Linked DNA regions of Mus musculus: region 2 is linked to region 1. The links are chromatin loops, found by intact Hi-C in ENCODE. Cell type or tissue: heart. All regions are shown on one strand. Links, peaks and the distances in the headings refer to the core of each region. The heading gives the core; the rest is flanking DNA.

Region 1 (15,783 bases), core at 4,855-12,854:
AACTAAAGGCAAAGGAGTGGCATTGAGATTCTCTTGCCTGCTCCCGAATTCATCAGGTGGAGCTTGGTCTAATACAATGGCTATCAGTGGGGGGCCCCACAGAATTCCGGAGGATTTAGGGAAGAATTTCATGGCCTCACAGGGGAGAGTTGGTAGGTGGTGGGGGGTGGGGGCAGATGTTGCATGACCTGTCTCCTACCTGCACACAGATAAACTCCATTTTCCCAAAATAAGATAACTGGTAAGATCTCACTAGAAGAAAGAAAAGGCTCCATTATCTACAGAATTTAAAAAAAAAAATCAAAGAAGCAACAAACAAAACACCTCCTATTTTAATATACTGTGCACACAGATAGGAAAGCCCCAAAGAGCCTTTTTTTTTTTGAGGCGGCCCAGAGACCCTGGAGCTGCAGAGGTGATTCAAAACAGTGAGGGTCTCGGGGAGTAATACTCATATATTTCAGAGCCTGAGTGGCACCAGGCATGGGAGAGAGGACCAGAAGATCTCTGCTGAACAGGACCCTGAAGGGCAGCCCTGATGATCCCCTGCTGAGGAGGCAGAGTCTTTCACAAAAGGACAAAGGAAATGATCCTTCCATCGCCTAGAAAAAAGAGGGGGACAGGAAGCCAGGAGGGCAGAAGCTGAGGGAGGAGACTAAAGGCCAGGGAGCTGGGAATGTCAGTGTGGGAGAGAGTAGGAGGTCAAGGGCAGGGAGCAGCGGGCAAGGACAGAGGAGCCATCTGAGAGACGGACAGACAGACTGGCAGCCCCTCGAAATACAGGGAGTAGATGGCTCTGGTCACAGCTCCACCAGTGCCCCGATGCCCAGCAAAATCCCCACAACAGGACAGGGACAGGAACACCAGGGCCAAGGCACAACCCAGACAGGTAAGGCTGAGTACCCCCCCTCCCCCCAGTGTGATAGCACAGGCCTAGTGGAGAGAGGCTCTCTGGAAATGTCGCATGAGTCTACAAAACAGTGCTCCCCAGTTCTTTTTCTCCTGAGAGTTTAATGGAAAACATCAGTAGTATGGCTATGTGTGCCTTCACTCATACACCCAGAAACAGTGTGCGCAGCTCCAGCAGGATGACCAGGTTCAGGAGGTGTAGACAAGTGTGTGCAGCCAAGGTGTATCAGGCAGGTGTGTGTCTTAGTAATTTCTCTAGGCTTTGCCCAAACGCTACCTAGTAATCCAGGTGCCTGATCTGATGCCTGCCTCTCTTCCCCCAATAAACCATCATACTAGCTCTGTCATCCTATGGCTTGATTGTTCAGGAGGACACCTTGGCTGGGCTAACGCTCTCTCCTGCTGCATTATACTGCATTTTATAAAACACAACAGCATGGAGTGCTGTTTTAAGGATAATGGCTCTCAGACAGGACGCAAAGAGCCCAAGGGCAGGAAGAGATGGGTACAGTCCAGAGTAAGGTACACAGTGGACTGCTTAGCAGGCTCTGCCCAGACAGACAAGCACTGCAGTGGAATGTGGCAGGGCAGGCTGCATCTATACAGCGTGGTTCTCTTGATCTTTCTCTAGATTTGCTCAAGAGCTGCGTGCAAGCAGGGACCATGGCCAGTGACCTCGATACGTTCATTTTACAGAACAAATCTCTCCTGACATTATCGACTGTCTCACCTTCTCCATCCCTGGGGATAGCTCATCTGCTGAAGCTGGGTCCCTAATCTAATTCAACCAATGTCAGCAGGAGCAGTTCAGGGTGAGGGGCTGGAGGCAGAACACAGCTTGGGTTTTAAAAGTCATCTAAAGCTACATCAAAGATGGCACCAAACAATGGGCTGTTTAGACAAGGCATCTAGGCTTCAGTAGATATACTGAGAATGTAATTCATGTAATTAATAGTAACAGTTACAGCTACATTAAAATGGCAGAGCCATATTATGCTCACAAGTCTCCATTTGATTGGCAGAAGGCAAATGAAAATGAGGTTTGACTCATGAAGCCGAAGGCATCTGCTTCACAAGGCTTCACAGCGATTCCTGAGGGGCGGGTTAGGAAGGAACCGGAATGGGCTAGAAATGTCTCTCAGCCCTCCCTGGAGCCCTTCCACCCTCTGTCCCCTACCCCAAAGAGGAGCTGCAGTCTCCACCCCTTCCCGCCCCCGCCCCCTCCCATGTCAACACTGGTTTTCCTCAAGGCCACACACCAGGATCAAGCATCTCCCCTCCCTGCCCTTCCTTGCCACTTCTAACTACCTCTTTGCCTGGGGCAAGATAACTTGTTCCTGCACAGTTGTGATGGGCCCTCTTCTAGGGCTAAAGGCTGGTGTCCACTTTCATGGAAACCATAGCACTTCCAAGCAATCAAGGAATCAACTGACTCACGCAGGGAGGCTTCATGTCATGTGAGACCCTAGTGTCGGGCAGCTTGGTACACACCTCACACTTGCTAGAGGGTGTCTAGGAAGGCCATGGCTATGAGGTACAGACCGGGCTGTCACAGAATGAAGGATTCTTAGGAAAGCATGCTCCATAGCTCTTCCCAGAGAGACAAATCCCTTCCAGGGAGGTGGCTACTCTACCCTGTGCACAGCTCCCCACATATGAATGCTCTGCCCTGCTGCCTCACAGACTCCAGATTTCCCTATTCTTGCCTAAAGAACTCAGAGTGTGTTTTACTATGGACTCTCTCAAGTTTCATTAACTAGTACAAAACCATTTTTGTTCGTTTGTGTTTTTAAGGGAAGTTCTTACTATGTAGTCTAGGCTGGCCTTGAACTCATGATCCTCTTGACTCGGTCTCTGGAATCCTGGGATTATAAGCCTGGTTAAGAAATTAAACAGTGCAGCAGCTAAATAAAACTCAACAGAGGCCAAAAGGCTACTTCAGAGCCTTGGTTAAACAACCCCACCAGACTGGGGAATGGTGGCCTAGGCTTTACTGCCAGCATTGGGAGGCAGAGGCAGGAGGTCTACATATGGTCTACATAGTGAGTTCCAGGACAGCTAGGACTAGAGAAAGACTCTGTCTCAAACACCTGCATCCCCACCCCCAAAATAACAAGTCTACTCGTGATAAAAAGACACAAATTTAAAAACAAAGAAACAATGATTGCCAGAAGGCCTTTTATCCTGACTCTTTATGTCAGCACCAGGACCTTCCTTCTTGTGCACATAAGGAACATTATTGACCTATAAAACCTGCATGCCCTAAATTTTATAATCTAGAATAGGTTTATAGGAATAGGAAGGAGGTGGAGGACCAGAGTCTGGCCATGTCTGTTTTGGATCCCAGGTGGCTGCTAAGCTTCTTCCTAGTGGGCCAGCAGCCTGTTGGTGTGGTAGAAACTCCCTCCTTATGCCTCCTTCTTGCTTACTTAGCAGGGAAGGTAGTGGCTTTCAGGATTAAAGGGGAGCCATGGAAGAGTAGATAGCATCTGCTCTGTAGGTTTTGATAAAAACAGTCAAGATCCAGAGACTTGGACCTGGACAGGAAGAGGCTGAGATGGTGCAGCAGGGGACACATGTCGAAGGCCAGTCCCATCTGGGCCATGGCACCTTGGTGGCTGGGCCAGGAGGATGAACAGATTCTTCTTCTCTGAGGCCCTACACAGACCTTGCTGCCTGGGGTAGAAGACACTCAGTGTCTGCCTGGGGAATGAGAGTTCTGGTGTCATTTCTCCTGGGTTCTAAAACAAGATGAGCCCGGACCTTTTTTCCTTTTGCAGTGGTGGTGGTAGATACGTTGGTAAGCCAGTTTTAGAGTGGTTCTCATCATTGTAATTAATATAATAAGGTATACAAAATACCTCTTCAAACTAACCCTTGTATATAAAAATCAGCCGTGCATGAAAACACCATTTCTTAGGATGAAAGGAATTCCAGATTTCCATTATAAACATGATGGAGGTAGGGACTCATCTGGAGCACCCTACAAGCTACCTACATTCTGCACGTGCTTGCACGTCACCGACATTCAGGCTATCTGACTCATACGTGTGTATCTTGTATGCCATTGTTTTTATTGACAATTTTTGCATGTTCTTTAAGTGAATTCCTGCACATATTTCTTAATGCCATTCTGACCTGGATGGGCAGGGGCATCTCTGAGATGGAAACTAAGGGACCTGTGGCCCTCCTTCTGTTGGACTATGATTGCATAGATTCCAGAGGTACACAGCAGGATCAGCAACAATCAGAGACACAAACTTGGGTCACCGGATTTGCTTCTCTGTCTCCTGGCTATTGGCTTTTGTTTGTTTCTTTTTAGATGTTTGGGGTTGTGTGTAGCCTTCCTTGGCTCCCACTTTTCCTGGCCAACCCCATTACCCATATTTTAATCCATCAGCCTTAGTGGAAGATGGCTTCAAATTTTAGGGTTCAGTGTAGCCCATGGTTTCTTTGAGTTGATGGACCTTGCAGACCCTGTTCTGCGTCTGGGACCATGTGAGGTCACCAAGGTGGCCAACCAGAGCCAGGCTATCTATTAGCTGCACTGTGCTCACAAGACTCAGCTGCCAGGAGAGTCAGGTTCAGGTAGGACTTCCTAATCCAGCCAGTAGTAATAGCAAGCATGCTGCCAGTTTGCCTAGATTGTGTGCTTGCTGGAATCCTGAGGCTGGCTGAAGGTGCCAGTCACCATTGGGCTCCTTGGAAGCAGCTGCTCTCATCGGGGGAGAACTGGAGTGTGGACAGGCTCTACCCACAGGCTGTATTGGTCATCCCCACTCACTCTGTCTCTCTGAAAGAAGTCCATGCTTGCTTCCCTGTGTGTTCAGTGTGAACATGTGGCTTTGTGGAGTTTCTACCATACCAACAAGCTGCTTGGCCCACGAGGAAGAAGCTTAGCAGCCACCTGGGATCCAAAACAGACATGGCCAGACTCTGGTCCTCCACCTCCTTCCAACCTTCACAACCAAACACAAGCCCTGTCGGGTTCTAGCAGCTGCCCTTTGCCTGCTGTCCCTGACTCCCTGGCCCTGAGAACAGAGATGAGCAGCCACAACAGTGAGAGTGTGCTGCAGAGCAGGCTGGGGACCAAGCTCCTGGGACTGCTGGACCCAGGCTGCTCTCACATGCTGGTTGCATGTTGTATCCACAGTGGTGGATGTTCCTGTTGAACACACAGCCGTGCCAGTCAGCAGAACAAGTGCCCCTCCCCTGTCAAACCTCTACAAACGACTCATCTCTTCCTTGACATAAATACTCGAGAATTTTTCCAAGTATCAAAATAAATATATGTTGACTAAAGAGGCTCATCCTAGACATAGCCTTTTATGAAGTTATCTTTACTTAATATATCATAAATATATTTTTCATGCCAACGGAGGTGCTCATGGAATATTTCATGACCACTTACAATTTTCATGGTAGGTAAAACAGAGCATCTGTGTTAACTGCTGTTCTGTTACGGGGACAACATACCTGGCATATCAACTTTAGAGGAGGCAAAGTTTATTTTGGTTCATAGTTTGTCCCTAGGCCCTTTTTGAGAGGGTGGTGGTGCAGGAGTCATCACAGAACCATGAGGAAGAGAGATGTTTATTCTTTATCAGTCAGGAAAGACGGACGGAGTGGATGTGGGAGAGAAACATGAAGAGGGAGGAGGAAAAGGTGGGAGGGGGAAATGAAGGAGAAGGGGAAGGTGGGGAGAGGAAGGGGAATGGAGGGGACTCTAGAGGCCAATATCCCTTCCAAGGGCATGTGCCCAATGGCCTAACTGCCTCAAAGACCGGCCAGCATCGCCTGACATGTGTGATCAACAGCACCCATGAGGACCCAGGGGGCACATCAAGAAGGCAGCCATTGTCACTGTCCTCGGAAGACAGTCAAACAAAGGGGCATGCAAGAGAGTCTGAATTGCTTCATCTTCGCCAACAATGGGTTTTACCATTCGTCAAATCATCTGGGATTTGTCAGACAACAATAAAAACAGCGGTCTCACTGAGGCCCATATATGGTATGAAGAGTTTTATACACGTCCATTCTCAGAATGGCTCAGTTGGGAATGTTGACACCCACCTCGTACATGAGAAAACTGAGGGTTGGGAAATGAAGGGGACATGACCAAACCACAAGCTGAAGGTGACCAAGGGGACACAACACAAGCTTGCATTCATCGAGTTCCAAAGTCCGGAAGGTGCTGGACAGCCCAGCCATCTTTATAAGCCTCACTGCTTTATAGGCAATTAAGTTTTACTAAGATTCAAATCCCATGTCTTATTTATTCTCTAATGATGTGTTTCTCCTTTTTAAAACTACTCATTTGCACGTTTCCTAACTGACTTTTCTACTCATTCATTTTCTGTTACTGATTTGTTAGACATTTTGTTAAGGCTTGAATATGGTTCCTATCTCGGGCAAGCTCTCCTCAGAGCATCCTACTGGCACCTAATTTTAGTGAAATACGTTAATATGCTTTAATGACTGGCTGGAGCCAGCTCTATTTTACATTATAAGTATCTCCCTGATAGCACCTTTCCCAAGCCCTCCTTAGATGTGATGGTATCTTTTTAGAGAAAACCCCTCAATTCATTATCATTTTTGAAAACACTGGAGTGGCTAGATGTTCCGTGTGTGTAACCACTTCTCCCTCCATCGCCCATCCTTTCAGCGTGGTGCGTTTTCTTTCTGCGTCTGCTTTGTGGGGAGGGAGATTTATTAAGGCAGGATCTTAATCACATTTGTCTTTTCTGCTCTTATTTTCTGTTCCCTGTCTCATCTCCACTTCCCTCAGTGCCATCCTCATATATTCCCTCAATTGGAATATTATTTTTTTTCTAGTTTGTTTACAGTGATAGGTGTTCATCTTATTTTTTTAATTGTTTCCTTTGGTTGATTATGGTGGTTTGAAAAGGTACGGCTCTCATAGACTCATGGTTTGAACCCCACAGACTTGAATGCTTGACCTTTAGGGGGTGGCACTCTTAGGAGGTGTGGCCTTATTAAAGGAAATGTGTCACTGTGAGAGCCGGCTTTGACATCCTCTATGTTCAAGAATGCCCAGTGTACTACACAGTTCCTCTTTACTGCCTGCAGATCAAGATGTAGAACTCTTTGCTCCTCCAGCACCTTGTCTGCCTGCACAGTGCCATGCTTCCCACCATGATGATAATGGACTGAATCTCTGAACCTGTAAGGCAGCCCCAATGAAATATTGTCATTTATAAGAGTTGTCTTGGTCATGGTGCCTCTTCACAGCAGTAAAACCCTAAGACATTGAATGCTTGTATGTTTATGTGTTTTGTGTTTGTGTGTGTGTGTGTGTGTGTGTGTGTGTGTGTGTGTGAGATATATGTATATGAGTACAGGCATGTAAATGTCATGGCATGTGTATGAAGGTCAGAGGACAGCTTTTGATTCTCTTCTTCCACTATGGGACCAGAGACCGAACTCAGGTCAGCAGGCTTACACAGCCTGACTGAGCCACGTCAACAGCCCCCAAATTGTTTTTTTTCTTGATTAGCCATAAAAGGACTAAACCTGTAGATACACCTTTATGGATACATAAGTATCTTTGTATACATATGCATACATGTATGCATGTTTGCCATAGGGTGGTGATGTCATTTCTTGAAGAGCCTAACATGGGTTTCACCTATGGTTTAAGAGTTACTTTGACCAGGTGTCTACTTGATTGTTGGGCTAACTAACCAAACAACTCATTGTCCAACTCACCCCCTACTGACTGAAGTTTTATAAAATGGTGATCATAGACAAACAATTTCAACATTTTTAAATAAGCTGATGTTTTCCTTGAGTCCTAGATTGCCATGGGTGTTTAAATGACTCATCAATACTTGAATCGCATGGTATGTCTGTGTTGCCAGAATTGACTATTAGTATGTAACTACTAGATTATCCTTTGAACCTTACATCATTGAACATCATTCATGCAATTATTCACTTTGTTTGGGGTTTTCAAAAAGTGCACAACTTTCAGACAGCTGTGGTCTTGTAGGTTTCTTACTACTGTTTTTAGTAGTTTTTATTGTCCATATTTGTAGTGAGTCCATTTTCTCTTCATTGCAAAATGCACCTTTGTTAGCATAAAATACCCTGACGTGTTTGTTTCAGTGCCTCCTCTCTAGGTATTAATGCCGGTCCGTTCATCCTTATAAATCTTTGCTCATTATTTTTAACCTTCCTTAACCCCTTTGTTTTACCCATGTTGCTTTGTTAAAGGTCGGGGATAAATTTTATTTGCGCTAACCTAATGCAATAGAGGAGTTGATGCTGTTAGTGCAGGGACATCAGCTTCACCTTTCTGCCTTCCTTGTGTGAGTGTGTGTTTGATGCACAGTCCTGCAGCTAGCCCCCTGGGTTATCTCTTACTGTGTCCACGTGTCTTGATTGCTGTTTCTTGCGTACCTTGCTCCTCCTTAGCAATCTGAGGTCTGCGCTCCACCAGTACAATTCACTGGAGTTCCTCTATCCTGCCTATGTCAGAGCTACAAAGATGGACAGAAAAGGAGAACTAAAATTCTCCAGTGAGTGACAACTGGGGAAGGAGAAAAAGGTGCCAGAGCCCTAAGTTAGAAGCAATGGGTGATGCCAGCAGTTATGAGAAGGGACAGAAGTTCTGCAAGCTCCACAAGGGCCATTGATATCTCACTAAGACTCTCAGTTTCAGCCAAAACACCTTGCATGTCTCTTTACTGCAGGCGGTTTAAATCCCTTTACTGTAGGCAGACTGCTCTCTGTCCACAGTTTCCAGGAGAGCTCGTTCCTTGGGTAAAACTGCACATCTCCCATGTATGTCAGGCAGAAGAGGTAGCGCAGCCACCCACACAGATGTGTATGCTCACCAGAGGTTGTGAACGAGAATGCATCTGACCGTGTCGAGCCAGAGAGAACGTCCTGCAACCTACCCAGATGTCCATCAACAGTGGATCTAACAAATGACCCTGCCTCGTCCACCCAGCATTGAGCACAAACCAACCGCAGCTATACAACAAAGTAGGTTTTCAGAAGACCCCATTGAGTGGAAGAAATCAGACACTACAGAATACCATTTGTATGATTCCCTGGTGACAGATTCAAAACCAGCCACAATGAATACATGCTGCTAAAAACAAGAACTGGGATTCCTGGGGGGTGGGGGGGAGGCTATGACTGGGGAGTCATGAAAAAGCTCCTGGAAAACAGGTAACATCCTGCCTTCTGATCGGTGGGGGCTGGTTCTCCTTGTAAAAACATATTAAGCTGTGTTCTCAAATATTTGTTCAGCTCTCTACATATCTGTTAGACTTCAACACAAAGTTAAAAAAATAAAATAAAATAAAAAAACGGCTAAGGGCTAGGGAGAGGATCTGTTGCTAGGAGACAAAGATCCCAAGATTTAGGCTTTTGTTGTTAGCCTGTGGAGCTGGAGATGAAGGCAGTGAGCTCTGAGGAGATTTTTTTTTCTGGGAATGTTCCTACCAGGTCTTGCTAGCTTATGGATTCTTATCACCTTGCATCCACCAGTCCACAGTCCCCTAGTCCACGGCATATGCTGCCTCTCCAAAAGAGCTCTTCTGCAGGCCACGGACACCATCAGGGCTTAGGAGAATCTGCACACCAGGGTCCACACTGGAGAAATTGATTGCAGCGCCCCCTGGTGGAGTAGGCAAGTACACCTGCAGCATCCCTGCGCATCCCCAAGGTGCAGGAAGGGAAGAAGTGGATGAGGACCACACAGACAACTAACTGTTCGACTTTTGAACACCATGATGGCATCTCTCTAGGCTACACCATTCAAGAGAAATATAGTACACGCATTGGCTGGAGTTCTAACTTCCTAATAATCACAAATAAATTATGCTAAAAATTAATTTCTATTCTTCCTCCTCCAACATAGAAATCGTATGATTTCAACAAGTAAATAGCCTTAAAGATCATTTACTCATTGTACATATTTTTAGCATAGCCAGTCTTTGATATCTACTAGGGGTTTGAAAGGTATGGCCCATCTCAATCACCTCTGACATCTCAAGACCCAACCAGCTAAGCATGCAGCTTCTCCCTCATCTCCACACCCCAACATGGCTTAGATTTCTCTGGAATTGTATCCCCATTGAGAACCAGGATGTTCTACAGTCCTCGCTGCAGGGGTCTAGTCAATATGAGGCACTGAACACATGCTACGAATTCTGCCAAGCAGAGGCCACTCTTCCTGCTGAGCTGGCATGGGAGAGGAGGGGCCCTGAGATGAGGGGGCGGGGCCTGAGACGAGAGGGGAGGGGCCCTGAGATGAGAGGGGAGGGGCCCCGAGAGTGTTGCAGCTGGGTTGGAGCAGTGAGGGCAGACAAGAAGGGGGTGGGGGCGGGGGAGAAACCTGGTCTCATGGACACTGCAGGAGTTTCTGCATCAAGACATACTAACCCTACGTTTAGATTTTCCGCTTTTTTATTAAACAGCTTCGGATTACACTGGTGTGACTTTAGATTAAAACAGAACTAAACAGTAAACTTTGTTATTCAGATCGTCTGCACTTTGTTTTCTCTGGTGATTTTAAAGTTTCATATTATGGTTGTATTATTCATAGTGGTTCTAGTTATTAGCATAATTCCGATAGCACGTCTGAATATATCTAAAGCTAAAAGTATCGTACCTCTTCAGAGGCCAAGATTTCACTTTCAGGTTCATCCAAAGAAAATAACCAGATAAGTATTCAAACGTGTACAGAAAAAAATGTTCATGACAATATGAAGAGAAAACACAAACATGTACCAGGAGAGAACTAGGAAGCCAGAGGATGGCTCAGAGGTGACAGCGCTTGCTGCACAGGCTTGGGGACTGGAGTTCAGATCTCCAGCACCCACTTAAACGTTTGGTGGGTGTGGCTTCCTGCCTGCAATCCTGGTATTTGGGAGGTAAAAATATGGCTTCACCAGAGCGAGCTGGCTAGGAAGATTAGCAAGAGAGCCTGCCCCAAAATAGAATGTGGAGGAACATACTCTATACCATAGACCTCCACATGCACGGGCGTATGGCTACACACACACACACACACACACACACACACACACACACACATGCCAATACACATGCACATGCTCATGCACACTCATGCACACACACATGCACACACATATAGACACACCTGGGACACACTATAGGAGTTCCTATACTATAGATCTTAAATGTCCTTGCATGTTAAAGTCTGAGTCCCTAGCTTGGAGCTTACTGGGATGCAATGGCACCTTTAGTAGATACTGGCACCCCATCCTCTTCTCTTTCTTCTCTTCCTGGCCATGAGGTGAACAAATAGCTCTGCCAGGCACACCCTGTCATGAATCACGACAGCCCCAAAGCAACAGGATTGATCTGCAAGGAGCTAGAAGCCCATAAACTGTGAACCAGAGAATCCTCCTTTCCTTGAAAGCCCTGAGCTCGGAGCTCCTAGAGACATGGAAATCGTCTAGAGTTGTCAGCCCATTCACCAGCAAGGGGAGGGGTATGTGCAGGAAGCAGAGCCTCACTCATGCCATGGGGTGCCACGGGGTGCCACGGGGTGCCATTTGTGAGATAAAGCATGGAATACCAAATCTCTCTGACTTTCCAGACACTGGGCAGAACTCAGAAAGGCCACAACCACAGTGTGAAGGTGGCAGGTGAGAAATCCGAGAGTCAAGGAACCCCTAGAGAGAGCAGAAAAGGGGGTCCCCGAGGGTCTGCTGGGAAAGCATCAAACACAGAAAGACCCTGGAGAAGCCAAGGAGCTATGTGAGTGAGTGGGGTCCTCAGCCACAGCCAAGCACAATGGCCAAGGAGCCAAGTGCGTCTGGTGCAGACCCAAGAGGCTGTCACAGTCCCATTCCTCAGCTCTGACTAGGTCGGAGAGCCCCAACGCCCCCACCACCTGATGCCACTGGGGAGGGAGGCCCGCAAGGTATGGAGGGAGCCAGAGAGGCCAAGAGACTTGATGGGATGGAAAGGAATTTTCCAAACTCAAGTATGGATACAAAAGCCAAGGGGATCAGATCTTCTAGATGGGACCCGAAGCCTTGAACTTCTAATCCCTCCCCTGCCACACACACACCCCGTAGATGCAGAGAACTCAAATATATGGGCTACACACTGACAGAGAAAGAGCCCAAGAAACTAGCTTGAATTAACAGAATTAAAGCATCCTCCCTCACATCCCCCCTCCAGAGCAGATCAGCAATATAAAAATGAAAAACCAAAGAAGCAGAATGTTCCCTCCACATCTGCGCTCAGTGTGAATAAACTCAGGAACTCCGTAATACCTACTTATGTAATCTAATGAAAATTCTGAAGGAAACATTTATAAGGCATAAAGATGGAAAATATTAAATTATATGCTTCACATAGCCTGCTTAAGTACACTCTGGGGGTTGAAGCAAGGATACGGCCATAAATAAGAGAGTGGTCCCTTCATCTTCCTTTATAAATCATGGAATGGAGCCCTAGACAACACCTTCCCTGATAAGAGCACTCTCAGATCTGATGAATAAGCAGATACTGCCTTCTACCCCACACACTGCTGAAGAGTATAGTTTTTAAAATGTATTTAATTAAAGAAACAAAATGTACAGAGTTCCTACACATACACAGGCATACACACATACACATACACAGAGAAACACACACAGAAGCACACACACACACACACACACACAAATGCTCATATACACACACATGCACAGGCACACACACACATATACATGCACATGCATAGGCACATACACACACACACATATACACGTACATGCACAGGCACATACACACACAGGCATATATATACACACACAGGCACACGCATACACGTATGCACACACACACACACACACACACACACACATATACACTCACATGCACAAGCACACACACAAATACTTGGCTCACCCTTCTCAGCTCACCCCCACCAGAGAGGAACATTTGTGGCTCAGTTAAATACAGTACTTGCACAAAATAAAGTCCAGAGTCCAGATTCCAGTTCTTACATTAAGAGGAGGAGGAGGAAGAGGGGGAGGGAGAATAGGAAGAGGAGGAGGAGGCAGAGGCAGAAGAGGAGAAAAAAAAAACAAGCATGGCAGCATGCATCTGATGGAGAAATGGCAGCATGTATCTGGTGGAGGAAGAGGATCCCCAGGGGTTGAGAGAGCTGGCCCAGCAATTCAGAGCACATGCTGCTCCTGCAGAGGACTCAGGTTTGGTTCCCAGCACCCACGTCGGTTGGCACACAGCTGCCTGTATCTCCACCATCACTGCATCTAACATCCTCTTCCTGCCTCCCCAGGCACCTGCTTTCATGGGCACACACCCACACACCCACATCATTTAAAATAATAAAAATCAACCTAAGAAAAGAGAAGCTCCCTCAAAACTAAGGTGAAGAGGAAGGAAAATTCCCAGCGTTGATCCCTGACCTCCATTTGCATGCATATGCACACGCACCACACACCACACACCACACACACACACACACACACACACACCACACACCACACACCACACACCACACACCACACACCACACACCACACACCACACCACACACACACACACACACACACACACACACACACACACACACACACACACATGCGCGCCCGTGATGAATCCACAGAGGGGCAGTGGTCATTACTGTCCACACTCACACTTCACAGAGCGGCTCACCTCATTTCTGTCCACTCTGTCTGTCTGGATGAACAGCTCCTGAGATTGCTCATGCTCACAGGATCAATCACAAGAGCTCCTCGCCTCCACACTCCTGAGTTCTTCCTTTTTATGCATCTCCTTTGCTCTAGCTCCTGAGAATCACGGAGGCCTTTATTATCTGAACAGTTCTGTCTGTCTGGTTTGTGGCCGTTACCAACCAGCTCCTGTCACCTAGTCAGACTGAGTCACAGTCCACCTTTGGATTGGCTGTGGAACATTTATCCACTCACCCCTGGAGGACATCCCCACTGCTTCACATTGTCTCAATTATGAATAAAGATGCTGTAAATATATACCTGAGTGGGGCTGGGGAGACAGGTCGGTCAGTAAAGTGCTGGCCTCCAGCACGAGGACCTGAGATTGAATCACCACCCACATGAAAAGCTGAGCAGAGTGGTGCATGATGTAATCCCAGCACTGCAGAGGCATGATGTAATGGCAGCACTGCAGAGGCATGATGTAATCCCAGCACTGCAGAGGCATGATGTAATCCCAGCACTGCAGAGGCATGATGTAATCCCAGCACTGCAGAGGCATGATGTAATCCCAGCACTGCAGAGGCATGATGTAATCCCAGCACTGCAGAGGCATGATGCAATGCCAGCACTGCAGAGGCATGATGCAATCCCAGCACTGCAGAGGCATGATGTAATGCCAGCACTGCAGAGGCATGATGCAATGCCAGCACTGCAGAGGCATGATGCAATCCCAGCACTGCAGAGGCATGATGTAATCCCAGAACTGCAGAGGCATGATGTAATGCCAGCACTGCAGAGGCATGATGTAATCCCAGCACTGGAGAGGCAAAGATAGGAGGCTTTGGGGACACTGAAAGCCAGCAAGAATAGCTCAATCTGTGAGCTATGTGTTCTGTGAAAGACTCTACCTCAAACAATAAAGTGAAAAGCAACCAGGAAGATAGCCAAAGTCACGTTGCATATACACACTTGTATACATGTATACACACACATACACACCACACACACAGGCACACACACACAATCATGTACTCACATATACACATGAACATATACTCATACTACACACATGAGTTTTTGGGTGCGTGTGGTTTCCACTTCACATTTGTAAATAGTAAGAACTGTGATTACATGATCAAGTCATAACGGTGTTTGGCTCTGATATGCTCCTTAGAAACAAGATTTCATAAAGACTTGCTTACCAGCCTGTGGCTTACTGGAGTTAATGGAACCTTCTGGAGGTCAGGCCTAGTAAGAGGAAGTCATGTCATTGAAAGGTGACTTTGAGGGATAATGGGACCATGGCCTTTTGTCCTCTCAGTTGCCTATCCACTCGAGGTAAGAATGTTGCCCATGTCAGGCTGTCCCACCATAATGCTCTGCCTTGCCACAAGCCCAGAGTGACAGACCCAAAATACTATCAACTGAAAACTCTAAAAGCATTGGTCAAAACAAATTTCTTATCCCTTTAAGTTGTTTGTCTCAATTGTTTTATCACAGCCAAAGGCTGATTATTATATACTATTATAATAATTATTTTTATATACAGTGCACTTGCCAGGCATGGTGCATGTGGATGGCTGAGAGAGGAGGGCCATGGATTTGAAACTAGCTTGGGCTACGTGTCATTAAAAAAAAAAAAAAAAAAAAAAAAAGGTTTTATTCTTAAGAAACTGAAGTTCCCTGCGTTCTTCCTTTGGAGAGCATGGCGCAACCTCCAGGGTCCAGTCTTCCTGTTCTGAGGACATCCAGGGGAGCTCATCACTATAATGTGACCTTCCCTGGGGCCACGTCATGTGTGTCCTGATGGCCTGTCTGCAGTCTGTGCATCATCTCTGCGAGGTATCTGTTTCCATCCCCTGCCAAAGCTTTAACTTGGCTGTCTGGCTTTGTATTTCTGCGATTAGAGTCTTGTATATGTTGGAGATAGTCTTTCACATTATATGACTCCAGCAAACATTTTCTCCTAATCTGTGGCTCAACGGGGAGCTTCCACAGAGCACGCCTTTAACTCTAATGAGGTTTAACCTACCACTTCTCTCTCCTACGTATCATCCCTCTGATCAAAAGAGTCACTGCTGAAGTCCTCTGGATTTTTTTCCTGTGAACTACTAGGATGCTACACAGGGAGGTTTTGCATTTGGCTCTGAGATCCTTAGTTCATTTTGGCGAAGAGT
Region 2 (15,783 bases), core at 2,792-10,791, 230 kb before region 1:
CTGCTGAGTTCTATCAGAACTTTGAAGCCAAACTACTATCAATAATTCTCAAACTAGTCCATAAAATAGACAAGAAAGGGACACAACCCACCTCTTTATAAAGCTAGATTTATCCAGATACCAAAATCAGATTTAAAAAGCAATAGGAAGAAAATTATATGTCAGTCTCTATGCTGAACATAGATGCAAAAGTTCTCTATAAAATACTTGTAAACCAAATTTAAGAGTACAGCATAAAGATCATTTACCATGATCAGATTGGCCTTATCCCAGAGGTTCAGGATATATACAAATCAAAAGATGTAATATATCACACAAGTCAAGCATAGAAATTACATTATACTCTCAATAGACACAGAAAAGGCTCGTGACAAACAGCAGCATGTATTTATGATGAGACTATGAATAGATGAACACATCTCAATACAGTAAGGGCTACATATGACAAATATACAGACAAATTATACTATGTGGGGAAAACAAAGCATTCCCACAAAAATTAGGATCAAGAAAATGGTTCCACTGTTTCCACACTTTTTCAACATATTACTTAAAATGTTACCAGGGTCAACAAGACAACAGAAGAAATAAAAGAATATAAACAGAAAGGGATGGTATGATTATATGTATAAAAAGCCTGAAAACTACTTTCTCCTTTTCTATGGGATTCCTCCTTGACCTGTTGATTGAACACTAACGATTTCTAGATTTTAATATTTTAATACTGCTGCCTCGTTATAGTCCTAAAGAGACAAGCAATCATGGGCAGGCATCTCTAGAACTCTGAGCGAAACTAAACCTCAATTCTTTATAACTTGATCTTCACAAGCATTTTGTTACTCCCATAGAAAGCTGACTCACACATTTATGCTGGAGATATGTCACAGGTCCTATAGTTCCCAGGTGGAGTATGGATTCTGTAAACATGGGGTTATCTAACACACAAGATCAGAAGACGTGATAGAGGGCAATCTTGTATGAAACTTTCAGTCAGTCACTCAGGCTGCAGAGATGGCCTGTTACATAAGCAAGAGAGGACCTGAGTGTGGGCTCACAGTACTCATATAAAAAGCCAGGTACAGCAGCACCCATTTTAACTCTAGTTCTGGGGGGACAGAGACAGGCAGATCCGCAGATCTTATTGATGGTTACTCTAGTCAGTTGGCAATTGTTGAGTTGTATGACTCTATCTAAACAAAGATAAGATGATGAGCAATGAAGAGAGACTGCCCAGTGTCAACCTCTGGCCTCTTCCCTGGGGCCTGGGAGTTTGTGTTTGGGGATGGGGGACAGGGGTGGGAAGTAGGGCCAGAGCAAGAGTGAGGTCGAAGTGTCCAAACCCCAGAAATCTCATCCTGATTGGCAGGAGTAGGATTGCACCCCACCACCTTGGCCTGCACAGGTAGCCCTGTGCTCCTACCTTTGCCCCACCAGAGGAGGTGACGTAGTCTGGTGGCCAGGTTAAATTTTCTCTCTCTTTATAAGGTCATGTTCGGCAGCACATAGAATTCCTCCTTATGCAAATGAGGCATTCCCAGTACCCTGTCCTGTACCAATGATGTATGCTCACCCCAATAGCCCCTACGTACGCACCCCCAAAGGTTTAGATAGCCCTCCCTGCCACATCAAGATGAGCTATCTCACTAAAGATGCCTCCTGAGGATCTGTTCTGTTCTGTCCTCACTGCTACCTGTGAGTCCCACTGTTTCCCACACTCACAGGCTGATCACACTTCTATGTGTAGGGAAGCAGAGCCAGCTGATAAGAACCAATTACTATTTCTGATGTTCATACCTTAGAACATAGGAACACAGACTAGGAAGAGTAATCATCTGTTCAAAGGCTGCACTCTTTGTTATCCTAATAGCACATTGGACATTCCACATGTATACACTCATGTACCCATATACACATGACCAGACATGTACATATATACACACATACTATAGTCTGAGAAAATGGGAAAATAAAGCTTTAGTTAAGCTGTATGAGAAAGTAAGTAGAGCAGGGCTTCTCTACTTGATGCCAGGTGTGTAAAAATAACTTTTATTTACTAAGTAATTGTGTTCTCAAGCTTACTGCCTCCATCTGCTAACCTAGGCCTTGTTCTGGAAGCTTCTAGCTACCATTCCATCTAATCTAGACCTGGAATGTTTTCAGCTTCTGAGATTTGCTGCTGAATTAGCTTGCCCTATCTTCTTTCTGAAATTTGGTTGGCTGATTCGACTAAGCTGTTCTGGCTCAAACTCCTCTCCCAGCTGACTTAGTCTGGCTTTTCTCTGAGCCTCTGAATTGCTCTGCTTGGCCTCAAACTAACTCTAGAAATCTTTTCTTTCGTTTGTTTGTTTGTTTGTTTTTCGAGGCAGGGTTTCTCTGTGTAGCCCTGGCTGTCCTGGAACTCACTCTGTAGACCAGGCTGGCCTCGAACTCAGAAATCCGCCTGCCTTTGCCTCCCAAGTGCTGGGATTAAAGGCGTGCGCCACCACTGCCCAGCTCTAGAAATCTTTTCTAATCTTCTGGCTCCCTCTCATTCTCTTGTCCCTTCTGTCTTTACCTGTATCTAGCTTGTTCTCTCTTCGATCTATCTCTAAAAAACTCCTTCTCTCTCTCTGCATGGCTATACTCCCCCTCTCAACTCTAGTGTACTGCTCCCCACAAACTCTACTGTATTCCTGTACTATACTCTCTTCTTCCTGTCTGTCTCTCCCTTAAGTAGCTTCCCTTTCTTCTCTCTCCTCCTGAGAGTTTAAGTATATCCTATTCTGTCAAATCTTTCTCTGATTCACCACTTTGTCTGCCACTCAATTAGACATCACTTTCAAATATGAGTACTTCCTTCTACAAACTAACTTTACCTTCATTGTTTGGAATTAAGGGTGTGTCTATATTCCAGACAGAGGGATTAAAGGTGTGTGCTTAAGGCTGAGCCACACCCTAACCTGAAGCAGATTCAAATAGCCCAAAACACCAGGCATTCCAGTCAGACCCCTGCCCCCTCACTGGTTATTTGAGGAGACGGTTTCACTATGTAGCCTTGGGCTAGCCTGGAACATACTATTTAGACCAAGCTGCCCTCTGCCTCCTGAGCAGTGAAATTAAAGGCATCTTTTATCATGCCCAGTGCTTATATATTTTAAATTGACAAATAACACTGTATGTCTTTATCCTATACAATATAATGTTTTGAAACCTCCACATACACACAGAGGGGAGAGAAGCCTAAATGCAGCTAGTTAACAACACATGGCCTCACATACTCATATTTGTACCCCTCATAGTCATTCTTTCTGCTTTCTTCAGACCACATTTTACCCTATTGCATGATCTCACTCAGGTGTGGAATCTAAAAGCACTGATCTCACAGACATGGAGGACAGACCTAGCATCAGGATGGGAGCGTCCTGGGGAGTTGCTGGTCAAAGGCTCATCACTACAGACACACAGAAGGGAAACCTCTCAAGCTCTGCTACACAGTAAGATGACAATAGTTACAAAGTACTACATTCTCTTAGAGCTCCTTTGCACCTAGGGCAGGGTGAGCCACCAGCCCACCCCAAGTCTGTGTGAGCTTTGCTCTGCATCACTGACCTGTCAGCTCTGGGGGCTGGATTACCCATCTTTGGGGTTTAAGTGTTCTTATCCAGCTCGTGTGAATTCGGAGGAGCTGCAAGCATAAGGATGCTTCTAGCCCTGACCTGGCTCCTCCTAAGCTTCCTAGTTGAAATTTACCACCCCCACCCCCGACCCCTGTAAAACTGAGCAGATGTTCCTCAGTGAGTCACTTTCACTACAATGTTTCAGGCCATCCAGGAAGCCTGCTGATAAGAACCGATTACTATTTCTGATGTTCATACCTTAGAACATAGGAGCACAGACTAGGAAGAGCAATCATCTGTTCAAAGGCTGCACTCTTTGTTTTCCTAATAGCACGTTGGAGCATACACAGGCAGGGATGGTGGGAGACATGTTTAAAAAAAAATCCATTCCTTTAAAATGAACAATCTAAAGAAAGTCTACATTTGTTAATTTTTCGCTGCTAAGATAAAGTACCATAGATAATGAACTCAAAAGGGAGAAAGATGCATTTCAGCTTCTTGGTTGATTGGCTGTGTGGTTTTGAAGTGTGATGAAACAATACCTCATGGAGAGATGCAGCAAAAGGGAAGCAAGAGAGAAGAAGGAAGCAGGTATTTCCAGGGTTCTAGTGTCCCCTCCCCAGAACACGCCCCCGTTGACATAACTTTCTTCTGCAAGGCCTGACAGAGTCCCATAAGGCTTGACCCTAAGTCTTTTGCACAAGAGGATTTTGAGGGACACTTGTAATCCAAACTACAGCACTAGTACTTTATATTTATTTATGTGTGTATTAAAATATTCAAAGAACTACTCCAAAAGATAGGGCTTTTATTCTTTATGTCAGACAATTACTGAAGTTATCCTTAACCTCATTGGGAAGAAAACGACCAATTTATTTCCTTCATCGTCACCCTGGGCCTTTGCTAAGCACTCCGATTAACTGTGAAACCGCTAGCATATATGTCCTATCCTGATAAGAGACAGAGTGAGAAAGAGGATCTGAATGTGAGGCTGGGTGACACCAGCTGGAGCTTCTGACAGTGGGACACCCTCACCAACTTTCCATGAACTCTAGCTTATTCCCAGGGGACGTGGCATCAGTCCTGGGCCTTCTCACAGACCTCCAAGACCACTGTCAATAAGCCAGGCATGCTCACATGCTCCCTAGCTGAGCAGAGGAGCCAAGCTGCTTGCTGTTCCTATCACCTGAGAGGAGTTGGTAAGCTTCCCTGTGGAGAGCAGAGCTGTAGAGGAGGTTGGAAAGTCCGATTTTGTTAACTATGTGGACTAGGTCGAACTTTTAGTCGAAATCTTATCAACTTGCACAATCATCAGAGAATGGCTGCATTTTGCTGGCAGAAATAAAGAAAGGTCTGAAGAGAATGGTGCTAGTTAACAGGAAAATAAACACTGAACATCTTTCTTGATGGAGATTCAAGCAAAAACAGGAACAAAAGACAAACCAGTGAGATGCCTAAAAGAGGAAGGTTCATAGTCAAATTCTCTAGGAAAGTACTGTTTCTCAAAGTTTAATGATTGGGGAGGTGGAGGCAGGAGGATCAGAAGTTTAAAGTCTTCAACTACAGACTACACAGGGTACTTGCCTCAACAAACAAACTCCAAAGGGTAAAATGGCTGTCCAGCTCAAATTTTCTAACTGGTCACATTCTACAGCACACCGACACCTCTAGGAAAAGAATCAAGTGTCTCCTACCCTGCCTGGTCTGTCTCATCTCTGTGCCTTCATGTGAAAGAGCACTAACCCACCCCCACTGTCACTAGCCCAGGAGCTGTGCTGTGAGGAGTGCAGAGCAAGGAGCCAGGGGAAGCTTGGCAGGTGCCAGCCCTCCTCACGCAGGGCTTGGTTTGCAAGGGCCACATGCAGAACGCAGGCTCCCTCATCTCATGCTCCGGCCCCTCTCTCCTCTACTCCCAGACACAAATGCAGGCCAGGTAGCATTGCATCTCTTCCTTCCTAGTCTGAAAACACAGTGCAACAAAGCATAACATTTTTATGAGTTAAATGTCTTTTTCTAGTCTCAAGCTTAATAATGTGGGACAGTTCCTAAGCTTTGGGTTTTTCCACAGGAAAGCACGGCTCATAGAAGTGAATGCATTTCTGGGAAAACTGGAAACGTGCATACAGCACCTACAGATTACAGTTATAATTCCATGCCCATGGAATTCTGGGACTCCAGGACATGTTCAACTCTAATCCCAGAATACCCAAGTCCCTCCAAGTCCTTCACACACACAAAAAAATTGCACAGTATTTGCATATCTACACCTTTCGATTTTAAATAATCTCCAGGTTATTTATAATTTAGAACAAACACGATGCCTACACACTTCACTTACATGGATTCTGTAAAGTACTCAGTCTAAAGCACATTTGAATTTCATCTTTTTCTGGAATTTTCTGGATTTTTTTTCTTTCTTTTTTGCTTTTGAGTCAGGATTTCGTATAGCTAGCTCATTTTGGCCTTGACTTGAAAATCCCCTTGTCTCAGCCTCCTAAGTGCTGTGTGTTGTTGGGGTGTTCATGAACTGGGGGTGTTTAGATCTGAAGATGCAGAACCAGTGGCATTAGGTTCTGTGTCATAGATCAAAGTTAATGGTGCATACACATTAAATAAAAAAGTTGGGCAGAGTGCCAACTGGTTGCCCTTGGGCTAGGGGGGCAGTTATTCAAACTTAAGGTTTCTTTCACTCCTCAGAGCTGGGAAGGCCACACTGTGCTCGAGGTAAAATATGGGAACGCCACATAATTTTCTATTTCGAGTTTCTTTTGTAAAAATGCTGAGTTCCAGGCCTGTAGGCCTTTGTGGGAGCGCTAGTCCATCAAGATGAGGCCTCCAGATGTCACGAGTCTGTGTCTAGCCTGGTTCGAAGAGACTGTGAGTTTCACTCTACTCTTGACAAGTCAAGTCCACTCTCCAAGCACATTGCCCTGGCAGTAGACACCTCTCCTTCCCTGACACACTGAGGGACCCAGGGAGACAGACGCAATATAGGGCTGTGTCAGTTATAGAGCCTGGATGTCAGTTTCATGCGGTCTAAAAATGAGCCATGACTCCACACAATGAGGGGTCTCCCTCTCCTCCTCCACCTCCACCTCTCTCATAAACATTCCAACAAGCATTAAAGCCTCGTTCAAGGGAGTAGAGAGACAGTTCTACTGTCTTGATGCTCTTCCTGGGTCCTTGGTCCGTTTCCCAGCCCCCCACATAGTGACTTACAACCATCAGCAAGCAACTCCAGATCCATGGGAATCTGACACCCTCTTCTGGCCTCCTCCAGCACCAAGCAGGCATGTGGTGCACAGACATGCATACAAACACAACACCCACACATAAAATAAAATTAGAAAGTAAATTATAAAAGGCCCCTGTTAAACACCCTCCTCTCCAGAAGGCCTGAATACAGCAGTGTCTGGGAGAGGTAGAGAGAAAGGCAACATCACCCTATACCTGCAGCATCTCCCAAAACCCTGAATGGGGAGCTTCTCACCCCACTACATCCCATAGATCCCGACAGGTAGACACTCTCTGGAGAGCACTCAGCTGACAGAGGACGGATGGGGATGAAGTCCCAGCGGGAGTTAAGCAAAGTCCAAAGCCACAGGCAACCAGCCAGAAACTTGGAAGACCAGATAAATCCAGGCTAACAGGTGTGAGCTGGACCACACAGGGTGATGTGGGCTCCCTGGAATGCTAACAGATTTATCCCAGTTCCTGTTGCAAAGCGGAAAGGGAGTTACCCTCTGAGTTCCTCCGTTGTCCTCCCCGGAGCAGCTGTGAGAGGGAGGCTGACAGTCACAGACACGCCTCCTAATTATGCATCTGGTGCTGGCTAGAGACAGAAGGATCTTAGTGTCCCAGCCCTAGAATCACAGAGAAGAAAACCCACCAGAGGGCGGCCTACTGAGCGCGCTGCCCGACAAGCACCGCAAAAGTACAAGGGGACCTAGGACCTGGTGAGGAAGCCAAGACCAGACTCAGCTAGGTCACAGCTGCACACGCCCGGCACCTCAGCTCCAGCGCTTCTTTCCAGCGGTGGCTACAAGGCCTTCCCTTCAATTCCGAGACCACACAAGTTTGCCCCGGGCCTTTCCCAGACACCTGTGGACCCGCGATTCACAGGCCACCTGCTTAGACGCCCCTTATCTACACACATTCTGCTCCCCGCCCCTTCCCCTCCCCCACCACACTTCTCCCCACCTTCTGTCCTTCTCTCCTGGTAGCAATTTGCCTAACACTGCCCCCTGTTGGAACATGAGATTTTTCTGGGGTAGGGGAGTCAGAGCATTGTCTTTGAACCAGGAGCATGCTGGATATGGGGGCCCTCCATGGGTCAGAACGAACCAGTCCAATGAGCAGGAGATAGCCCATCTGGGCAGCATACTGAGAAACACTTACCTGGAACTGTTGCTGGGTTACTGTGTTGTTACTATATTTATTTTGTTAGGGGGTATTTCCTCTGCAAGGAAACTTTTGAGCTTGGAATCAACTTTTGAGTCATCCCTTTTGCCGTGAAATCTATTTGTTCACAACAAGGCAAATTCACTTGATGATAAAGTAAAATAGAATCATATTCTCAGGGGAGAAAACAAAGTAGGTATCATTATAACAAGGTACCAGTGGAAATCAAGCTCTAAATTTCTCATGAGGCCAAAAGAAGCCAAGACTGCTCCTGACCAGTGGTTGGTATACTAAACCATTAAAAAACAACAAAAAGCAAAACCAGAAAAACTTTAGCACTTCTAAAATCCACCATGAAACAAAGGCTAGCAAGACCTCCGGAGCACTGTGCACGTCAGTCAAGCCTCCCTTTACTTTCAGAGCCAGACCTGTCTAACTGCCCCAGCCTGAGGCTGTGTCCTTTTCTAATTTACTATTCAGAGTCATGAAGCTAAATCAGGGTTTCCCTGGTTACTGACAGGCTCTTCTGAAGGATGTGGCTATGTAATTGGTGTTGGCTTGGTTACTGGATGTATTCAGAGCTGAGAGCACTGGTAGTAAATGCTGCTATGAACCTGCAGAAGAAACTAACAGGCTCTGGATAAACTAAGGCAGTCTCAAGATTAAGGTCCTCCTCGAGATGTGCCACTGAGCGCCCCTCCTATGCTCCTGACATCCCCAGCGGCGGTCTATAAAGGAAGTGGATCATGGAAATGGTTAGCTCTGAAAAAAAAACCCACAATCGACCCATGGAACTAATTAGGCAGCTTCAGCCACCTGCTGGACTGTCGCACAGCATTGGCCATGAATATTCTGTCCAGATCACCACTCAGCAAATGTTTCCTGAGCTCTGTCATCACCCCGTGTTGGATACAGACATGAGGAGATTTGGGAGCAGCAGCTTAGAGGACAGGCGAGCAGGCAAGTGAGAATGGTGTAGCCCCAGAGCTGACAATTTTAGAAAGAGAAAGATGGGGGCCTCATGGTTCCTCCAGGCTGAGGAAAGGCAGAGGCTTAGTTGTCTGAGAGATCTGAAGTCTGGGGTTGTTGACGAGCAGCTGGAGAGCTATGCCCATGGCAGGAACCTGGTCTTCTGCCCCAGATGCCAAACTCATGCCGAATCTACTGCCCACAGGGCTATGTGGCTCCGAGTGGGTTCACACACCCCTGCCATGATGCTCTGTGTCCTCCCCATGCCCAGGAACCATGGGAAAGAGGGTAAAGAAGTGACCACCTCCTGGAAACAGTGTTTAGACCAGCTGACTGAACTTCTGTGCAGTGCTGAAAATCACATTTATTTTTGTCTCCCCATGAAGATGTGAGTCATAGAGAACAAGGTATATGATTCCACATGTCTAATCATATTGTGAATTGTAATTATTCTTATATAAGAGATGCCAATAGGATCACATTCAAACACTTCCCATAATTAACCTTACCAATAAAAAAGAAAAATGAGATCTTAAAAACACACTTAAAAAAAAATGTCATCCACTAAAGGACAGACACTTTGTAACTCTACTTAGACAAGTTACCTAGACTGGCAATCACAGGGACAGAGTGCTGGTTCCCACTGGGTGGAGGAGGGGACCCTGAGGTCATTCATGACCATCAAGTTTTGATATAAGATTATGAAAAAGTTCTGGAAGTGGGTAGGTGCTATTTGCACATAGTATGAATGTCTTTAATGGCGCTTTTTTTACATGAAAAATTGTTAAAAATGAAGCATTTATATCATGTCTATTTTACCATAATAAATCCCCACGCTCACTCTCACAAGCAGAATGGCAGATCATTTCATTATCAGTTTACAAGCTAAGCCAATGAAACATAGCAAAAAAAAAAAAACAAACAAACAAACCTCAAAATATATAAATTATCAATGGATAGTAGATAAAATTTGGCCTGGCTTACAGGATCAGAGGCTGGAGGAGTCAAAAGTTCTACATCTTGATCCAAAGGCAGACAGGAGAAGACTGGCTCCCACATGGCTAGGAGGAGGGTCTCAAAGCCCACCCCCACAGTGACACACTTCTTCTAACAAGGCCACACCTCCTAACAGTGCCACTCCATGGGCCAAGCATAGACAAGCCACCACATCACCTCTTCACTGAAGTAGCTAAATAAGCAAGACCAATCTTCTTAACTGTTCCTGAATCCATCGGTCTGCTTCCGGACTGTGGATGCAGTGGGACCCTCCCCTCTGCTGCAGTGACTTGCCCTGTGATGGCACGGCACCATCACACTGCGAGCCTGAATAAGCCCATCCTTCCAGGTTGCTTTTGTCAGATTCTTCATCACAGCGATGAGAAAAATAACAAGTACACTGACTATCCTAAAGACGAGGAGAGACTATGCTGTAGTACACTCGATAGAACAAATATTAGCCCAATACCACAGCCAGATAACCACAGGACTCTCAGTTCCTTGGGAGATGGAACAGGAGAATTACAAACTGAAGGCCTACTTGAGGGGTTTGGTGAGATCTTGCTTTAAAATTAAGAAAGAAAGAAAAAAAAAATGAAGCAGGCTCTCCAGATAAAATGGTGGATTAGAAACCATGATGGAGCTAGTGGTTGATTAAATTTAGGGAAACAAAGGCAAGAGAGTATTTGATCACCGTATTCTTCTGTCCCCACGATCACAAGGTTTATTGTCCCCAAGGAAATCCCTGACTCCCTGCTGCCACTATAGCCCATGCAGCTGGAGCCACCACTGTGGATGTCTGCTGGAGCGTGAGCCTTCAGGACTTCTTCCGTGTCCCCCAAACCTACAGAAGCTTCTTCAGTTGGGCTCTTAATCTAGGGGTCTCCAGTAAACTGCTCCCTGGGACTGTCTTCAGTGTGCAGCACAGGATCATGAAATAGAAGGATACCCAAGTTACAACGCAGAGTGCTGCACCCCCACCCCATACCTACCCTCACCCAACTGACCAACCTCGGCTAGGGCGGGGACTCTTAAATATTTCTATCTCCCAGAGTAGGAGTAATTACTTTCATGAGAGAACTTCACACAAAGGGTCTCCAAGGGAAGCGTGAAAAGCAACTTGGAGTGTAGTCTAGAGCAGGACTTTAGGGGAAGGCCAGGCAGAGGTTTTCCCAGGGGTGAGACAAACCCAGTGTTGAAGCTGATCACATTCATTCTTTTGTATCTCCATCCAGCGCCAACCCCCCTCTGCTATTCCTTATTCATAAATACACAACATTAATAGCAGCCTACCCAGGTCCCCATTCTCTGCTCACTATATCCTTTTTCTTTGTTTTCTCCTTTCTCTATCCTTTTTTCCTTTTTCTTAGTCCTCTTCCAAATAACACAGCTTGATTGGTTTACGAGGTCTCTACAGCTTGACCTCCTAGGAGACTAGACCATTCTATGTGATCTAATTGCAAAGCTCTACCCTTTTCTCTTTGGTTTGTTTTTTAAGCAAAACTCCTCCATCTTCCTGCTACCTTTAACCTTTTCTGTGCATCTGTCTTTGCCCATTCTGTGTGTGTTCCTCGCACTTCCTATCCAGCAGCCTAATCCTAACCAGTAGCCCCCTGAGCTCCCCTCCTCCCCACTCACACCCACAGTAACTCACCTCTTAGTGCCCATCATGTCTCTTTGCTCCTAAATCAATTGCTACTGATGGAGTGGCTGGTTTGTAGTAATAGGGAGGCTACTGCTGAGTAGTGCCTATTGCTGCAGGCAGTGTTCAGTTCTCAGTAGAGGACAACAGATAGAGCCTGATGCTCAGAACACTAATCTAATGGAGGAAGAATATAACCTCAATCATACCACAACCCAGTTTCTTCTGAATGCTACAAACTCCTACAGTGGAAGATAACAAGTAACCTAATTTAAAAACAACACAAACCAAATCAACAATCTAACCACAGATGGTAAAGTCCCCACACAAAAACATAAGCAACAGGAAAAAATCAAGACAACAGTCTCCTCCGAAAATTACAAAAACAAATTGCAACCCACAATAAGAGTGATTTAGACTAAACTCTGAACAAAGAACTCAAAGAAAATGCAATAACCTCCTGAATTCCAGGAGAATACACACAAATGAGTAAAATAAGAACATCCATTTGGGCTATAAAAATAGAATTCAATAAAGACAAATACTGAAGAAAGATGAAGCCAAAATAATGTGAAGAAAAACCGGTAAATCAAAAGCTCAGCAGAAAGCCTGGCTGCTGTGCAGGAGCGAATGCCAGGATTGAAGACAAGACGTTCTGATTAGTCAGTCAAGGTCATTGATAATGGTGTTTGTTTGTTTGTTTGTTTGTTTGTTTGTTTTAAATCTATGAACATAGCATGCAAGCTCTAGGGACACCATAAAAGTGCAAAATATACCACTATGAGCATAAAAAAAGAATTCCATTCCAAAGGCATAGAAAATATTTTCAATAAAATCTCAGAAGAAACTTTCCAACATGTGTGGAAAGAGAGGCTGATCTGGATACAAGAAGCATACAGAATAGCAAATACACAGGACTAGAAAATAAACTCACTACATCATGTTATAGTAAAAAACACTGAAAATATGAAAGAAAAAATTTTATTTAAAGCTCTAAGAAAATAAGGCAAATTCAGACATAGAGGCAGGCCCCCAGAAGAACAGCTGATTCTCCAATGGAAAGCTTAAAACCAAGAAGAGCTTAGAGAGATGCATTTTATATTTCAAAAGGCCACAACTGCCAATCCAGCCCAACAAACTCTCCCAAACTATCTGTTATAACTGAAGGAGCAGGAAAAACATTCTACAGTACACAGGCTAAAAGAATTTATGAGCACCGAGCCAGCCCCACCGAGGAGACTAGAAGAAATACTTCAGGGTGAAGCAAAAAATAAACACAGAAGACGCTACAAGGAAAAACTAAACAATGCTAAGGTAGTCATTAAGCAAAAGAGGGCTAAGAAAACACAACATCACAAATTCAACAGAATGACAGATAGGCATGCATGTCTTACAGAGAGAACTCTGAATATAGATAGTCTCAACTTTCCTATCAAAAGGCACAGACTAGCAAACTAGATTACAAAACCAGAGTTTTTTTCTTTTTGCTTCCTCCAAGAAACGCACCTTGGCAACCAAGCTAAATATTATTTTAGGGTGAAAAGGTGGGAAAGGAATTTCCAAGCAAATGGATCCAGGAGACAAGTGGGTGTGGCTGTTATAATATGACAAAATAAACTTCAAACTAAATCAAGGCAGAAGATATAGATATACAGGTCACTTGATACTGACCAAGGGAACAATCCATTAAGAAGAAATTATAATTCTGAATATACTTGCCAAACACTGGTATACTCAATTTCAAAAACAAAAACAAATAGCATTAGCTATAAAGATACAGGTTAATCTCAACACAGCAATAGTGGCTTTGATACCCCACTCACCATTAAGCAGATGGACCAGATAGAAAAATAAATGAAGAAGCACTGGAATTAAATGACATCATAAGTAAGATGAACTAAACAGATAGTACACAACATTCCACCCCAATCCGAATGGCCTAGAAAATGAAGCCAACAAAAGCTTGGCAAGGTTGGTGGAAATGTAATTTGGTACCACCACTATGAAAATGAGTGTGGAAGAGCTTCTCAAAGGGCTAAAAATAGAACTGTCATATGACCCAGTCATAGCAGTCCTGGGCACAGGCCCAGAAGACTCCATATTCTTTCTACCAGAGAGATACTCACTCCGTCAACTGACTCCACTGCTGCTCTCTCCATAATAACTCGGAGATGAAAGCACCTAGCTGTCCATCAGTTTATGAATGGATACTGAAATTGGGGTACATCTTATTCGGGTATAGACAAAAATGAAGCTCACAGGTACTTGAAGCAGAAGATATTTGGAAGAAGCAGCCCAGGCCCAGAAGAGAAATGTCACATCCTCTCTCTCAGATGCAAGTCTTAGCTCCAAGTCCTTACAGCAGTGGATTTCACTGGGAGTGTACGTAGAGGCCAAGAAGCTATTGTAGGAGAATGGGGTGGGGCTTTGAGGGAAGGGATATCAGAGAGGACATGTGACATGAGAGTTGTGATGCTGAGGGTGGGAACATTAGGTGAAGAGGGATTGAGAGGATACAGAAGAGACCAGTAGAGGAAAGTTCACCCAATAGCCATGATAGTTAAAAAAGACATGTGTAAACCTTGAAGGTGAATGTCAAAACACACATTTTTAGAAACAATTTGAACAGAGGTGAACAGTATGGGTGAATAACATTTCACTCTGAGGCCATAGCTTATTAAATAAAACTCCAATACTGGATTTGGAGTGCCTCCTTACACGTTGTTTGTCACAGAGGCCTCACTAGCCCCCAAAGCAATACAGACCAGGCCGTAGCTCTTGGTTGCCTAACGGGACTAGACATGAAGACCCTGTTGCTGAAAACACCTAATATTTGGGTTGCAGGACATAGAGAAAACGGTTGGAATGTAGCTGGAAGCTTTCATCCTGCTGGCTAATTTCCCTAGTGCTGCAAGGTGCCCCGTAAGCTGCTGGGGAGAAAAGTATCAGAAGTCCTACCCAGCTGTGAAGTCTGGGGGCTACGACACTGAAACTGATTATGGTAGCATGGCGCCTGTAATCCCAACACTCGGGGAGGTGGAAGCGGATGTTCATTATCATCTCTGGCTGTATTGTGAGTTCAAAGTCAGCCTAGACTATAATGAGACCCTTTCTCAAAAAGAAAAAAATAGAGGTGGTATAGAAATTATAATAACCAAGCATACCAAGGCTTCTCACGGCACTACATGATGCTTGGTTTTCTTTTGCCATCCGCTCCCCTGGGTTGAAAAAAAGAATCCTTTGCCAATTACTCCTAGGAAATGGCTGCATTCTGAACTGAGAAACCAGGCACCATACGTGGGAGGCACAGACAGAGTCTGAGGTTAAGCACATCAGGCAGAAAGGAGGAGGCAGCTGACAGGTTTGCATGCAATCGGCTGCAAACATGTTGGATCTCCTGGGCTACCGCTTTTGTTCTGGGAGACACAGGTGCATACCAGAAAGCCTGGATAGTGACTGGAGAGACATCCAATTACTGTGCAGATTATGGTCAAAGGAGGGATAGGGACACCCTGGCTTCACAACTAACAAGGACAGATCACACTATTCCTGCAGATCAGTATAATTTAAACAGAGCCAAAATCACTGGCATAGCTGTGGTTAAACAATAGAGGTCATGTTATTATTTGCTGGGGGTGGGGGGTCCTTTCCCCACTTACAGGCGTACAAAGGAAGTGCTCCTGCTTTGTAGAAAGCAGACCATGGTTGCCTCCACACCTCTTTGTTGTGACAACTGGTTTTAGCTTAGAGTTTCATGGAAACTCTGTTCTATATGGAGGCTGTGTTTATGCACTCATAGCGTTGCCTTGTTGTGTAACATCTGTGATGCCCTGGGTTCTATCTCTCAACATTACAAAGATAAATGGATGAATGAATGAATGAATGAATGAATAAAATTATTTAATTTTAACGTCTACTCTGACCAAAAATAAACAAGAAATAATTCTTTGCCATCTACTGTCCAGCACGTAACGTCAATTCCCCATCTCTTAATAGTCAGCATAATTCTAAAGGTCAAATGGAAAGATTTGCTAATGGTTAAGGGCCGAGGCTAGAATCAGATGCTCACAGGTATAGCCGCCAGACTTTAGAACAATGCACTTAACCCCTGAGGACTCTGTTTTGCTGCCAGTAAGATGGGGTGCAACAGGAATTGTGTGTGTTCAGAGTGGCCTGGAG

What was found. Peaks named below come from ENCODE experiments on the same cell type or tissue, not always from the same donor. Only the 100,000 strongest peaks of a DNase experiment are listed, where the experiment ranks them.
Region 2: it touches region 1 in a loop (4-fold over the local background); 2 of 42 quality-filtered maps call a loop at or near these places.

What each region holds. Positions count from the first base shown.
Region 1 is chr7:65,064,221-65,080,003 of GRCm38, forward strand. All of the region lies in intron 1 of Fam189a1 (family with sequence similarity 189, member A1), which reads right to left. Among named protein-coding and RNA genes, the nearest start is that of Gm32963, 25 kb to the left of the region's middle. In heart, for the core only: a CTCF peak has its summit at 9,568 (motif pointing left); no DNase peak of the experiment used is centred there; H3K27me3 peaks cover 274 bases.
Region 2 is chr7:64,832,633-64,848,415 of GRCm38, forward strand. The region is part of intron 3 of Fam189a1 (family with sequence similarity 189, member A1); the gene reads right to left. Among named protein-coding and RNA genes, the nearest start is that of Nsmce3, 33 kb to the right of the region's middle. In heart, for the core only: a CTCF peak has its summit at 7,499 (motif pointing right); a DNase peak (open chromatin) is centred at 7,429; H3K4me3 peaks cover 1,089 bases; H3K27ac peaks cover 470 bases.